2 separate regions of the Mus musculus genome follow, and region 1 is linked to region 2. Evidence: chromatin loops called from intact Hi-C (ENCODE). Cell type or tissue: left cerebral cortex. All regions are shown on one strand. Each heading gives the region's core, and the rest is flanking DNA. Links, peaks and the distances in the headings are about the cores only.

Evidence for each region. Peaks named below come from ENCODE experiments on the same cell type or tissue, not always from the same donor. Only the 100,000 strongest peaks of a DNase experiment are listed, where the experiment ranks them.
Region 1: a loop joins it to region 2, with 6 times the contacts of the local background. A loop is called at or near these places in 2 of 42 quality-filtered maps.

What each region holds. Positions count from the first base shown.
Region 1 is chr1:62,905,441-62,913,091 of GRCm38, reverse strand. Gm35252 (a long non-coding RNA gene) reads left to right here. Exons shown (of 4, transcript XR_865480.1): 4 at 5,786-6,916. Among named protein-coding and RNA genes, the nearest start is that of Gm35252, 47 kb to the left of the region's middle. In left cerebral cortex, for the core only: no CTCF peak of the experiment used is centred there; DNase peaks (open chromatin) are centred at 3,212 and 4,303.
Region 2 is chr1:61,176,332-61,183,982 of GRCm38, reverse strand. No RefSeq gene overlaps it. Among named protein-coding and RNA genes, the nearest start is that of 9530026F06Rik, 200 kb to the left of the region's middle. In left cerebral cortex, for the core only: no CTCF peak of the experiment used is centred there; DNase peaks (open chromatin) are centred at 4,120 and 4,268.

The sequences.
Region 1 (7,651 bases), core at 1,852-4,351, 1.7 Mb before region 2:
GTGGAAGCTACAAGCCTCTATGGCCTCATCTTGGAAGTGCTTCTGAAAGCTATTGGTCAAACAATAGAATTCAAATCACAGCCAGCTCAGGCTCAGGGAATGGAAAATGCACTTCATTGCATTGATGGGGAAAGAAGCAAATATTTTTGTGGTTGCCTTTAATCTAGTGCAGGTGTCTTACTGCTCGCTCTTGTAGGCATCGACTCTTAGCTGCAACCTTAGTTGGGTTTGATGATCTGTGCTTGGGGGGGGGGGTCACTCTTCAGTTCTGAATGCCATTCATAAAGCATAAAAGATTAACTGAAATGGAGGAACCAATGCAGGCAGAGAATTTAAGGCTCCGATTTAAATGCCCATGAAGCTATAGACATAAAACAATAAACTACAATTACCTTATGGGTGGCTCTGTTATTAATGCCTGTCATCTGTATGGAGGAGACCTAATGGGACTCTTCTCCAAACTCACGGAGAAGTCACAGGAAAATGCTCTGACCAGGTCCTCTCCTCCCCTCCTCTCTCCAGCATTCTGCTCCTATGTTGTCTCTTCTTAGTGAGTCCTATGTAATTTTGGATGGAATGGGTCACATTTGGCTTAAACATAAAAAGTTACAAGAATGCTCAATTTCTGCCTTCCACATTATTTGAAGATCCTACAGACATATTCAAGTTTTTTTACTTTTTGATATCCAAAAATTGTATGTGTGTGAGTGTTTTGCTTACATGTATGTCTGTGCCCTCCATGCATGCTTGGTCCTTGCTGGGGCCAGAAGAAGGCACTGGACACCCTGGAGCTGGAGTCACAGAAGATTGGGAGCCACCATGTGGGTGATGGGAATCAAAGTCAGGACGTCTGAAAGAGCAGTCAGTGCTCTTAACCACCGAGCCGTCTCTCCAGCCCCTCTCTCCCCCACATATTTAATTAAAAAAAAAAAGTTACAGAAATTTACAGAGACCGTATAATCAATATCCACAGCCACAGTTCCCTAGCATTTACATATCAACATGCTAATCTGTTTTATGGACGGTTTTTAAATGAAAGAAATAAAACATTACAGGGAAAGTGAATTATTTTTTTGATAGAGTTGTTCTCTCCCACACACCAGAGGCAGCCACTATCATGAATTTTGTGGGTAGGATGCTATTTTAAGTACTGTTTTCATCAACAGTTTTACAGACAGCTCCATTTTTCCTCCTTTCTAATTTACTACTGCAAGTGAAGTCTAAGGAGGCTAAGCCCTCTCAAAATTCTCTGCTGCTTATTTATTTGTAACGACCGTCTCCTCCTCTCTTCTCTGCTATCGGGGGAGATTATTACTGAAGATTCATTCAGTGGAAGATACACTTCTGGGAGGAGGCACCTGAGAACACTTCTCGTCTGAACAGAAACTATGCATGATCCTTTCTGTACTGCCTGGACCGTGACCTTGAGTGTTAGCGACTGTGATTCTGTACTGAACAGTTTTGAGGCTCCACACCCTCACCCTTTGAACTCTAGGAACAGAGGCTGCAGGGCTTTGTTACAGCAATACAAGCATCCTGCCCTGGCCAGCTCTTCAGTGTGAATGTCATCTCATTCCCACAGACGCAGATGGCTGATACACAGCTCAGGACCTGGAGTGATTCTCAACTCTTATCAGACTCAATGCCCTGCTTTATATCATTTATAATGCTCTATATCCTCAAACACTGGACTCCAAAGGTCACAATATTGCTTATTTTCACTTAAAGAAGGCAAGCATCCCAATAGGTAAAGCCCTAGAGAAAGAAATCTTGGCAGTGTCTGGGGGCTGGGACAGTGGGAAGGGACTGCAGAGCAGAATCAAGGCTCTCTTTTGGGGTAATGGAAATAGCCCAGGGCCTACATGGCTTTGTGTTGCACACCAGTGTGGATGTGTATCTATGCCACTTAGCTGTAGCCTTTAACTAATAAACTTATGTCACATAAATTTTCACTTTAATAAAAAAAAAAGAAAGGTTTATAGACTAAGTGCCATTTTAGAATACTCTGACTACTAAAACCATGCAGCCATGGTATTTACCTGTAAATCCATGTGAGGATCTAGGCTTGAATAAATTATGAGCAGTTTAAAGTAGCATTCTCTGGCATTGGACATTCAAAAGCTGAGCTGCATTTTGTCATTTTGGACAATCCCCTGCATCACAGAGGGTCCAGAGTCTATTTCCTGAATGTGCCCTACAGGGGTAGGGTTAAAGTTGAGGACTTTGGCCCAGGGGTGTGACTTTGTCTTCCTAGTTGCTGCTCCAGTCCCCACCTGTCCCACCCCCATCTCTAATGTCCGAGGACCGCCTCACTATCTGGCTCCAGGAATGGCCAAAGGGCATCCTTTGTGAGACCTGGAAGGCGATGCTAATGTATTAAATGCTTTTCTCGTTCTAAAAGAGCAAGCCTGGTACATGTCTCCCAGGTGGACAATCTTAGAGCTGTTAGCAGACACCGGCTTAGCGACGTTGCTACATTTTGTTTTTGTTTTTGAAGGCACCAGCCGCCAAAGCTATAGTGCTTCAATATGCTGTTGCTTTGGCCACCTTTCCTGAGCTTGGGGAGATGTGCTACTGCTAATGCTGTTTGGCGGGGAGGGAAACGGCTGCATGGCCTTTTAGAAACCACTTTCTCCGCTCTTCCTGATTCACCCTCTGCACGCACTGCTCTTGCCAGCCCTTGAGTCATTTATAAGGCCGCTTATGGATAGTTTGCCCCTAGTGATGCCACTCTGTTAAGTCCACAGACCCCCAAGGAAGAAATGCCTGGAGCAGTGCCCTTTAGGGCTTCTAAAAGGAAAATGGGCAGAGTGAGAACCAACAGAGACAAAGAGGGCTTGGCCAGGGCATATCAGAGCACACTCTTATGTGCAGAGCACATCCCTGCTCAGTGTGTTCCTGGGGAGGGCCGTTTCTGCATTGGTTCAGCTGCCTTGGGCTCAGGAGGCCTTGGCCAAGGAGACCCTGGGTGATGGAAGGCATCCAGAGTGGAAGGGAGATTGGGGATACAGAACCCCAAGGTTGCCCCAGAGCTGCCTAGGGGAGCATAAAGGAGGAAACTGGAGAAACCCGGGGATCTGTGAGTGATTTCCTCTGTCTGTCAAAGCTAATGCTTGTCTCAGATGGTTTTGCTCCTAGCCCAGCTTTCTGCCTCTCCCCATCATTTTCCTGAGATGTTTACCAGGAGCTCCAGGCCAGCCACGCGGCAGCAGCCTCATTTGTTTTTATTTAGTTTCTATGAATGTGAGCTGCTTTGCACATAAAAAGAACCAACTGCACGTTAACCACTAACCACCCAAAGCCTTGCGTGTGCAAACTCAGTCTTAGCTCATGCATCCTCATGCTCTGTGGGAGCCGATGGGGTTCAGCTATGTTCTCCTGGATTATACACACACTTCGGTGCCCAGAGAGAGCTCATCCCAGGTACCCCAGCTCTCCTTCTATCTCATGTTGTCTGTGGGACCCCCAATTCTCTCTTATCTGAAGTGCCTTTCTAATGAAACAGTGCACTTTTCCCTATCATGATTATAGTGTATATTCTCCCTAATTGGAATTGCCGTGCTAAAGGTCTGAACTCTGTCGCTCCATTTCACTAGTTATTAGATTTTTTCCCAGAAAGATGCATCCAACAGTGCCCTCAGCAAACTGGAGAATCTCTCTTGTTACCACTGGGTTTTATTTATTGAGACAGGGTGTTTCCTGGACACTTAGTGTCAGCAGGCAACCTGAGAAAAGCTGACTCACCAGACACGGGCCCTGAGCCTTGCCTTATGGCACAGCCGGCCTCCCCAGGTAGTTTCTCCAAATAAGGTTCCTGGCTCACCCGGGGGAGGGCACTTAGTATAAATGTAAATTCCAGGGACTTACTCCATTTTCCTGGATCGGAATCACCAGATCCTCAGGAGTATGTATTTTTAGTAAAAATTTTGGAATGATCAGACCACCATTAGGCAATGGTTATTTCAACTTCCCTTCCTCTCAGCAGGAGTCAGGATGGTACATAGGGATCTGTCTGGATGGTTCTTCTCAGGCACTAGAATGCCTCTCCTGTGAGAATGGTACCATCTCTAGGATGCAGACAAACCCACCAAGTCCAGGCTAGGCTGCAGATAACAACCAAATGGGTGGATCAGATTTTGCTGATGCTCCCGTAGGCGGAGCGCCTGGGCCACAGAGCAGGATAAAAACTCACTCTGGTGTCAAGAGCACTGTTCCAAATTAGTTGAGTGAAGTCGAGCAGCCCTAGAGAATGGCAACATGTGGCTTTGTTCAGGGAGGGAGCTGCGTGTGAGGCACACACGCCCACCCAGTCTCTTCCTGCCATGCAACCAGGCTTCACGAGCTGTTACAGGAGACAGGGATGGCACTGTCTGGGGAAGCCTGCTTAGCAAGAGGCTCACCAAGATAGATACGGACCTGTCTAGATGTTCCGCCCCACATGAAGGGGAACTGGTCCAGATTTGTGGGAGTGGCTTGAGTATGTGGAGAGCAGATGGGCAGGGCTAATTGCCAGCAGTGGCTTCTGGACAGAATTGATACAAGCCACCACAAGTGTCAGATGAGTAGCCCCAGGAATTCTGCCAGGCATGTGACAACCAGCGGTCCAGACTAAGGTGTGTTTATCTTGTGTCTTCAGATGCTGCATCACCCGGGACTCGTGGCTTTAGTCATGCACATCCTGCATCTCTTCCCTAGGCTCTACAATTGGCCAGATGCACACACTGGAGATTGCTGCCACTATGTGGTATCCTGGGCTCAGCTTTTTGCTTTTAATCCTGTATTTGGACTTTTTCTTGGGGTGGGGGAAGAGGTGTGGCATAGCCTTGCACATTAAACCCAAAGAAGGCAAGTGTGTTGTTACATCACTCCCAGAGACACTAATGCCCCGTCGTGTGTGGCTCCCAGCAAGCCAAGATTTTGGGTTGATTCAAGGAGGCAGTCAGGATAGCAATACTTCTCATCCAGGCCCAAGTCGCCACACTCAGTACAGCTTGGAAGTTCAGCATGTACGGTTCCCTTTCTTAATTCAGGAAAATGAACATCAATCTTTTTTTTTTTCTTTTCTTTCTTCTTCTAGCCTGACTCTATGTGTGATCATTTAAGACCAAAGTAGCTGACCCAGTACATGCCACAGTCTTCAAATAGCAAAGTGGCCCTGGGATGAGCACAGATATAGAGTCCTTAGACCTCAGTTCCCAAAGTGCAATTCCCAAGGGCTTGGATTTGCTTCTACCATCGAAACAAGGGCATATTATGTTTTCCACCTACTGGGCATACTGGGAGGGGAATAACTTAGCTCTACAAAGACCATGCCAGTACTGGAGGAAGTACCTCTGACCTCATTTATATGAACTCAAACTGCATGCCATCTGTGCTGCAAAACAGAGGGTGTGCCTCTGTGTGTGTGTGTGTGTGTGTGTGTGTGTGTATAGATGTGTTTCCTCAGAGAACACAATGGTAAGATTTGGTTAAGGACCGAGAACCGAAATAGAAACCATTTGGGAGGAACATCTATTGATCAGCAGCAAAGCCACATTTGGTGTCTGTTTTAAACAGAATCATTAATCATAAGGAATCAAAAGAGAATGGAGGCGAGGGCGAATGCTTCCCACCCTTCGAGCTCCCACTGTCGCCTTTCACAGCAACACAGTTTCTCACGCAGAAAAATCTGTTTTCAGTCTGACTGAAATGTGCCCCTTGAGTCATGAGCGTCTCTATATTTGTAAGGCTCTTCGCAGTTGACAAAGCATTTTGCAAATTTTTTTTCATCTACTTCTATCCACAGGGGTGGAATGACTTCACCCAAGACCGCACAGCTAGACACAAGCAAGCTGGATTGGAGCTCTGAGGGGTCCACGTGCAGTTCAGGATGGCTGCCTCTCCAAGGACCAAGGGTATTACCCTGTAGAGAAGTTGTTGAGCTCAAACCAGGAAAGGGTGATTTTTGTTTTTGTTTTATTTTATTATTATTATTTTTTTTATGTCAAGCCTGTTGTTGGCTTTAGGGAAATGGACAGAGGTACATAAAACATGGGCTCCAGGACTGGCAAACACAAATGGTCAAGTGACTTTTATATCCATGGACAATGAGAACATGAAGATACCAAAGCAGCAGATGATGGAGTCTTGGGATAGTGTCTTCTCCTCCCCACCCCCCATCATGCTGGGCATCAAGGCCAGGACCGTGTGCATAGTAGGTATACACTCTATCTTTGGACTACATCCTCAGCGTTGGCACAGTGCTTAGGAAAAATGATTTATCTGACTCATTATCCTCAAGAGCAGGTGTGTCTCCTCTACCAAAAATGGGCCACACCCCCATTCTTGCTCTCTGTATACTCGGTTGAAAAAGTCAGTGTCAAAATCCAAGAGCCAGCAGCACTGGTGTGGCTTTTCAGAGTTACTGCCATGTCTGGGACACTTGGGTCATCCTCATAACTCTAGAAGCTAATTATATTAATATTCATGGAGAGCAAGAGCCTGTGTAAAGGGGATTCAGAGTTCCATTGTCTCAGCGCACTTTGATATTAAATGAATAAGTAATGTGGATTACATCTAAATGAAATAAGCACGTCAGCATTGTTCTTTTTAAGTCAACAATTTGAGCTTTTTAAAAACACTCATTATTAAAGGTTACAGACGTATTCTTTTTTTCCTATGCTTCAATCAAGAATGTAATATTAATCTACCATTAGCCGAGCAATGCTATTGCTGTTTTCCTTACATCTGGTCCACTCTTATCACCTCTGGAAATAGGAGAAGAGTTAAGATTGCTGGAGTATTACTCTAGGCAAGCTTGCCATTCCTTTGTTCTTTTTGTAAGTGATTATGCATGTATGTCTGTCATTGTCTCCATATTCCCCTGAATTTCTTTGTACAGAGCTGAGCTGAGCAAATAAAGCAGGGCAAAACATGACACCTTTTTTTTTGTTTGTTTGTTTAATTTTTAAATTTTCTTCTCTCCTGTTTACCTTTACCACGGTGCCCCTCAGAGGCAACTAACCATGCAGGGCATAGACTACTTGACTGTACTGCGCGTGAGCTGAACTTCACGTCGGAACGCTGACTTCCCCACTGTTACCACTGACAGTGTGAGCCTCAGTGGGAGGAGGGCAGCCCTCCCTTCACACACAATCAGCACCAGCTGTAGTCCAATTAAACTCAACAGTGAACAGGTGTTCACAGTAATGACTTCCACACAAAAGCACGCTTCCATTTAATACCCTTTACATCCGATACACTAACAGCCCCCCATGAAAGGGGGTGCAGCAAAGGAGCTGGGATGCAGTGGAGGAGATGCGGCAACCCCCCAGACTCCTTCACAATCAGCAGCAGAAGCCCCAATTAGCCTCAACATTTCACAGGTGTCCGAAGGAGTTTTATGCTGAACCTACTCAAGTCAATCATCCCTTAAGAACTTCTCCGAAAACATTTTTTTTTTTCAAAACTTTTTCACATCCAGGGAACTCACGTTACCACCCCACGGCTGTTATTGCCACTACTGAGTGGCTTTCCGGAGTCTACCCTGCCTGACAGAATTGGATAGGAATATTAATGAAACTCATCAAAATTCCCCCAATACACCCCACCCACTGCACTTCTGCATCCTTTCGCATCTGGGGTAGGTGTTCCATCTGCGATCAAGAAAGTT
Region 2 (7,651 bases), core at 2,841-5,340:
TTTCTCTCAGCTTCAGTGTCCGATAATACGTATTCAATAAGTACAGGTTTTATCTCCTTTAAAACTATCCCTAGAAGTTTCTGATGCCAACGTATTGAATGCTTTTCTTTCCCAGCTATTTCATCATTGCCATTTAGAAACACCCCTGGATTTGGGTGTTAATTTAAATTTGATCTAAATAAAAAGCTTCTGAATGACAAGGAAACCAATCCACAGACTGAGGAAGCAGCCTGTGCAATAGGAGAAAATATTTGGAAGCCTTCAATACGATGAAGTGTTGAAAGCCAAAATGTACAGAGGACTCAGACAGGGCATCAGCAAGGGAGCAGGTGACTTGCTTTAAAACGTGTACAAGACCTGACTAGAAGAAGACCTACAGGTGGTCAGCGGGTGGATGAAGCAGTGTTCACACTGCAAAGCACCGGGAAGATGCAAAGTCAAACCTCAGTGAGGGGCCACCTATCAAAACAAAAGACAGCAAGTGTTATAGGGAGAGAGAGAGACCAAGGAACCCTTGTGCGACATTGGTAGGATTACAAGTTAGCATAGCCATTATGGAAAACGGTGGAGAAGTTTCTCAAAACAAACAAACAAACAAACAAACAAACACAGAAACTGCAACCATATATGATCCAAAACATCCCATTTCCAGATCTAAAAATGGAAATGAAATCTGTCAATCAGACCTCTGCAGTCTCTAGTTCACTGCTGAACTGTTCACAATAAGCAAGATCTAGAAGCAACCAACACATACATTGACAGATAGAGGATAAAGAAAATGTGACATGTGCGCGTGCGAGTGCACACACGCACACACACGCACACACACACACAGGTGGGGGTGGGGGAGGGGAGAGAACATTCTGCTATTCTCAGCCACACAGGTGAAACCAGAAAGCAATGTGTTAGCTGCAGCACAGAGAGACGACTGGTATATGGCTCTGTTTACGTGTGGAACGTAAAAGAACAATCTCACGGAAGCAAAGAGGAGAGTGGAAGTGTAGTGCCAGGATAAAGGTGAGGGGCAGAAAAGTAGTCCCGAAGATCAGAGGAAAAGTTAGGCAGCAGAAATAAGTTCTGAAAATGCATTGTACAGTGTGATTGCTGTAATTAATAGATCTTAAATGTTAGTGTGTGGGGGCGGATAACTGTGTTAACTAGCTTGAGTGTATGGTCAACTTACATTGTGTACGTACATTTATATCTAGTGTACATCTTACATATTACAATGTTTGTCAGTTATTCCTCAGTAAGGCTGGGAAATCATACAAAGAGCATGCATGATAAGGGTAAAATTCATCAAGATATGCATGATATTTCCTTTACTGTGACTTTAATCCCCAGAGGTGCTGAAATTCTGAGTTCTTCAAACCACCCTTTAGGGACCGTGCCTAATTTCCTTATCGGTTCCATATGTTTAGTAATGTGGTCCCAGGGGTTGGGAATCAGCATTCCTTGGTCACCCCGTTTCCCTGGCTTCCAAAAGTTCAGAGTCAACCGGAGATGAATGTTAGCATCCTGGTTTGCAAGTTTCTCTGGGTCCTCAGAGACCACTTGCTCGCCGACTTTTCTCAATGGCTTCATCTTGTTAAATTCCTTGAATGATTTTGCAGGGGCCCAGAGAGCCCTGGGAGGTACTTCATACTTATGAAAGTCATCTCTGTACAGCTCCCCCTCCCCCATTATTCACTCAACAGTCCCAGTTAGCACATGGGCATCAGAATGGTGTAACAGAATGAACTAGCTGGTTTTGAAGCCTGCCTCTAATTCCAGAGGCCCCTGGGTAGGTTCTTTAGCTTCCATGGCCTTGCCTATAAAATGAACCAATTACTTCTTAAGGTCAAGGTTTTGAACTGATTAAAGAAAATGGCATACCTTAGCAAGGAGCTCTAGTCAAAGTAGACACATACACACACACACACACACACACACACACACCCCAATTCTCTGTGTAGTGGGAAGAGACAGAGACAGAGAGATCAATAAGCAAGACAAGCACTAGGAAATGCTAAGTTGCTGTATGCCAGTGAATGTGTGCTCTAAGAGTCTTATGAAGTGGAGACCAGCTAAGCTGGTATCTACAGAGAAGGGATGGCCAAAGCAAGGATAGACCTCCACTGGAGGATGGTTAGATGGGGCATCTGCTACTAGGAAACAAACTCCTTTTGCCTCTGGTTATGAAACACCACAAACATTTTGGGGGACAAACATGCTTTTTCCCGTTTGGACTTCCTGGGCATTTAAAGGCCTTACAGGATACCAGCCAAATAGCCATAATAGACATAGAGTTACGACTCCCTGCACCACAGCTGTAAGGAAACAGAGTGTGGTATGTGCCCGGCTGGGTTTGCGGGACCACGTTTTACATTTTCCTCTTCTCCGATCTGTGGCTTCAAGAGGTGCAGTGGTTACGGTGAGATAAAAAATTCTCAGCTGCTGATATCAGCGGAAATGATTAGAAGGGGGTGGGGCAAGGCAGAAGTCATCTTTTAGTTCAAATTGTTGTAAATCAGACCAGAAAACTGGGCTATACATTATGCTTTTGTTACTCTGAGAGTTAAATTACAAGGAAATGAACTGTGCATAATAATTTCCTCACGTCACCGACTTTCCTGCTTCTCTGCTAATGCGTTTGCCTCCAAAGCTGGTTAATGCAAAGAGCCATCTCTGGGCCAACAGTGCCCCCTAGTGCCTGGTTTCTGCAAGGTGGCTGCAGGGGGCGGGCAGACTGGAGGCAACCTCCTGAACAAAGAGGCATCTGCCTTATACACGTTGACCTGGTATCTCCAGTTTTCGGTATCAATAAAGGACAGTACTATTTCTCACAGATATCTTTGTCAGTTTGTTAGTACCTACACAGCCAAAGCTGGGGAATCACAGACCGCACCAGAAATTCTCTCATCTAAAGAGTGAATAAATGCAAATATGCATCATGACATATTTGGTGAAAGAAAAAAGAAGCAGCTAATGTGGGTATCCCTGCCTGTTCTCACCAGTCCACTCACCGATTGAGCTCTCCATGTTTTTTCAGTTCCATTTTCGAAGGGGGAACAACCCCGGTATGGCAGCCCTGCCTCCTCCACCCTTCCTCCCAAAGGCCTGGCTGAATTCCTGCAGAGCAGAGGGAACAACCCTGATTGTTCCCTGGACCTGCAAAGCCTTTGACTGGGATTTTTTTCCCCCTCAAACCAAAGCATTTTTTTTTTCTTACATCAGAGATTCAACTAGAGAACTCATAAAGTGGCTTCCAACCGGCTGGTCTTAAACAGCAACAGAAAATAGTCTCATTTAAGTACTTTCTCCCCAGCCTCTCTGAGTCTGAAAGGTGACTTAGGAGGCAGGACAGAACAAGTCTGCCTTCTGTCGATTGCCCTTTGATTATAACGATGGACACAGAGAGCTGTTCATGCCCAGAGCACTCCCTGGCACACACATACACATTGCCTCCTTTCATCTATTAAATGGACAAGGTTGGGAGGTGGCATTACCATGTGACTTCAAATTACTCTAAGCTAACTCTTCTTTCCCCTTTCTGGCCCCAGCTCAGGTGGGACCAAGTACAAGTGACTACCGCCTAGATGGTCTTGTCACATTTCAAAGCCTAATGTCCTATTACACACACACACACACACACACACACACACACACACACACACACACAGGGAAAGCCTGGGAAAGCTTGCTTGCTGGGAGTGCATAGGTTCCAGGCTCTGGGTTCTTGATAGGTCTGGAGTCAGTATGCATAAACTCTGGAGTAGGGAGAGGCACCTGTGGGTTGGAATCCAGACACCAGCAAGCAGATGAAGGCGCAGCATTTAAGTGTTACCTATGGGCTTAGCCACTGACAGGATCTCAGCAGAATTTATGGAGAGCCTCATTCATTGTAACAGCAATAGGCTCCATTTTAATGAATCCCCTTGGTAGTATAGTCATCACTCAGACAGGAACAACTGTTATATAGGTCTGTGCACCCTTTCGTTGACCTTTGAGCCTTCCAGCCGAAACCAAATCCTCCCCATCCTCTCCCCCAGTTGCACAAAAAATTTCATATTTAAAATGAGTCAATGTGTGTCCAGATTAGAGTACCATGGGGGTGGGAAGAGAGTAGAGCAGCCGTGAGCCCAGAGTCCAGTGAGGAAGGTAAGTGGGTTTAGTTGGAGGCACGATTCCCTTCATAAATAGCATGAAATAGAATTTCATGTAACAAATTAATGTGTGTGTGATTTTTTTTTTCTCAAAGCGAGTGCTTTGTTTCTGAGAGTGCACAAGGCACCGCATGCTGCGGTTGCTATGGTAATTACTAGCCTCTGTTGAATAGGGACGAGAGGGGTTACATAGAAAAGAGCCAACTGGTGAAAGTGCGCGTTAGAGTGAATCAACCCACTTATTTGTAAAAGGTTGCAAGAGGTACTCGAACTAACAAATAAATGAGGTGGGGGTAGGGATATGTTATTCGCAAGACCCAACCAAACTGCAGTTTTCATCACAGTTACAGAGTTAAACATGTTAAAAAGCCCTTGAGACATTTCCCTGCGGGTTTCTCTTATCAGAGGACAGAATCCTACCTAAAGCCAGCGCCAAGTGATATAGTGGTATGAACAGTAATAATAGCAGCTATAGCGACGATAACACGAACAAAAATTATCACTTATTGAGTAAACATGAGGTTTCTATTGCTTTCTTGTTTTATATTCTTTAATCCATATAAAGTCCTCGAGAGATAGAAAGATATACATATTAGCTTATATTTTCATTTCATTTCATTTTGGGGGGAGCATCACACCATGTTGCCTGTGATGACTTTGAATTCACTACCTCCTGCTTCAACCTACCAAGTAGCTGGGATTAAATCCTTGGGTCCACCACTGCCTGACTTATTATATTTTGCCTTTTTCCTGTGTGTGTGTGTGTGTATGTGTGTGTGTGTGTGTGTTCATATGTGTACAGGTATACGTGTGTCTGTGTGTTTCTATCTGTTTGCTTATATGTGTACAAGTACATATGTGTTTCTGTGTGTTCACATGTATACAGGTATACATGTAGCTGTGTGTCTCTGTGTATGTGTTCATATGTGTATAGTTATACATGTGTCTCTGTGTTTCCATATGTTTACAGGTATATATGTGTCTCTGGGTGTGTGTCCATATGTGTACAGGTATACATGTGTCTGTGTATATGTTCATATGTGTACAGGTATACATGTGTCTGTGTATATGTTCATATGTGTACAGGTATGAAGTATGGAGGCCTCAAGTATTGCACCTCCGCTGTCATCACCTCTTGTTTTGAGACACGGCCTCTCCCTGGCCTGATACTGACTGAGTAGACAAGGCAGGCTGTCTGGTGAGCTCCGTGGATCCACCTGCTTTTGTTTCCTCAGTGCTAGGATTGCACAAATGTCACTAAGTCCTGAATTTATACATGGACTCTAAGGGATCAAAGTCAGAGCTTCAGAGGGGTAAGCCAAGCACCTACCAACTTAGTTATGACATCAGAACTCCTTTCACAATTTTTCAAACCAACTTCTATGAGGCACCTTGAGGATTTAAAGAGAGAGAGAGAGAGAGAGAGAGAGAAAGAGATTTTTCCCTCTAGAAGCAGAGGCCAAGTGAATCAGTGAAATAAAAATAAACTCATGCTACTGTAAGGGATTAAAGAAGGTCAAAGGGAAAAAAAAATCCTTCTCGTGGGCTTTTGAGGCTGAGGGGACTCAAGGATTCTTCTCCAAAGGAGGTATTCAGGCAGGGCTCAAGAGTAGTGAGTGTTTAGCACAGGACCAGGAATAAGGGATATTCTAAGCCAAAAGAACCACAGGAAAAGTCTCTATTGGACGTCTACCCACTTCTTTCAATAGGAGAGCTCACTGGGGTGAGAAGGCCACAGACAGGGCTGATACGGTAGTGCATGAGCCAGGAGAAAAGCTCATGTCAGTTCCTGCCCATGCGTGGTCATGATGCCTTATCTTGTCTGGACTTGAGACAAACTAAGCAAAATATAAGTGTGAAAGTCAACCAAAGTTCTCATTCTCAGTAACGTGAAGAAGTAGCTGGCTAGACATGTGCTCACTCAGGCATAAAGCCCTTAAATAATTCAGTTGTCTTTCAGGAAAAGCCCATAGCGTGGACTCAGAGACTCTCTGGCATCTGCTTTCCTAGAATGGATGTATGCAGCCACCTATATCTCTGCAAAAGAACCCCCAGTACCTTTCCCTCCTCACTATCCAGCCAACCAGCCCCATGTTCTCAACCAAACAATCAAACAAGTAACCAAGCAACCAAACCAATCAGAGAGATCTTTTCAAATCCCGACCCCCTTGTAGAATGTGCAATTAAGCCTTTCCCTTTGGTAAGAGCCCAGCATTGTTTTCTATGCATGTTGGACATGATCTTGCTCCATCTCATAAGCATTTGTTCCCTTATAAAGGAAGGTCCACACACAATTCTCTGAAGACTGGTATTGAAGATAAACTTTTAGCCATATAACTCGATGAAACTATCATGTCTGACTACATACCTTCACTATAGCAGGATGTATTTGACTTCCTGAATTCTCCAAGAGCCTTGGTTGTATGCACCATGCAGTGACATTCTACGGCCAGAAGAAACAGGGTATAAAACCTGTAACTCTTGCCCCCATCACATCGACTGGAGCAGTATCCCATGACCATACTTAATCCAATCACTGAAGAGAGGACAGACCTATATAGTAGATTCAGAACAATCACATCCGTCTTAGGTGGAAGCAGAGAAGATGGAGATGCAACATGTTGGAGCACAGTCCATGAACAAAGCCGTGTGAGGAGATTTCTGCGTCCTTGTGAGAAAACTCCAAGGAAACAAGAGTCTTGCGATCTCTGTCCTTCCATAACAAGGTTCCTCCATAAACTGGAATGAGCTTTCCTGCCCCTCCCAGTGTGTGGTAATAGGAGTGGATTTCACTTTAAATTGCCTATCACCTTACCCATTGCTATTCAGAAGAATGTTATTCACAAATTATCCTCATGTGACCTTGCCCTTGTGACTATATAAGTAAGTCATGGCTCACATGACCCTCCCCTTGACTTGAAATCAAGTGAACTTTGCTCACATGACCTTGCTTAAGCCTCAGATTATAAACTGTCCAATGCTCTGAATAAAGTTGGCTATTGCATGAGACTTTAGTCCACCTCATTTTTAGGCCCCATTCTCCCAAGTTCATACTGCCAAATAGAGAAGTAATACTACTTTCTTGATAAACACTATTAACCTTATTTGACTGCAAACAGGTTTCTAAATTTTATCTACCATAACAAGGATACCAAAGAAATCCCATTCTGTCAAACGCATTGCCTCCTCTGTCAGTTTGAAGCAATACAACCCAGTAGAAAACGCTACATTGGAGAGATTCTACTCCATGTTGCTTTGTCAAATGGCTCACTTTGTCCTGTCCTTGGGCAGTTCTTAATGGATACAGATTCTAGTATGTGCTTCTATCTAAGGAGAGTCGTGTCATTTACCACCTCCTGGTCTCACAGTTGGTATGTAAGATGATTAAAGGGAGCCTCATAAGGCCTATGAATTCCTTTGATTAAATTATAAAGGAACAACTCTCATTTTGATGACAAAAATGCCAAATTGCTGAGCACAAATTAGCTTCAGTTTGCCTCTCAAAG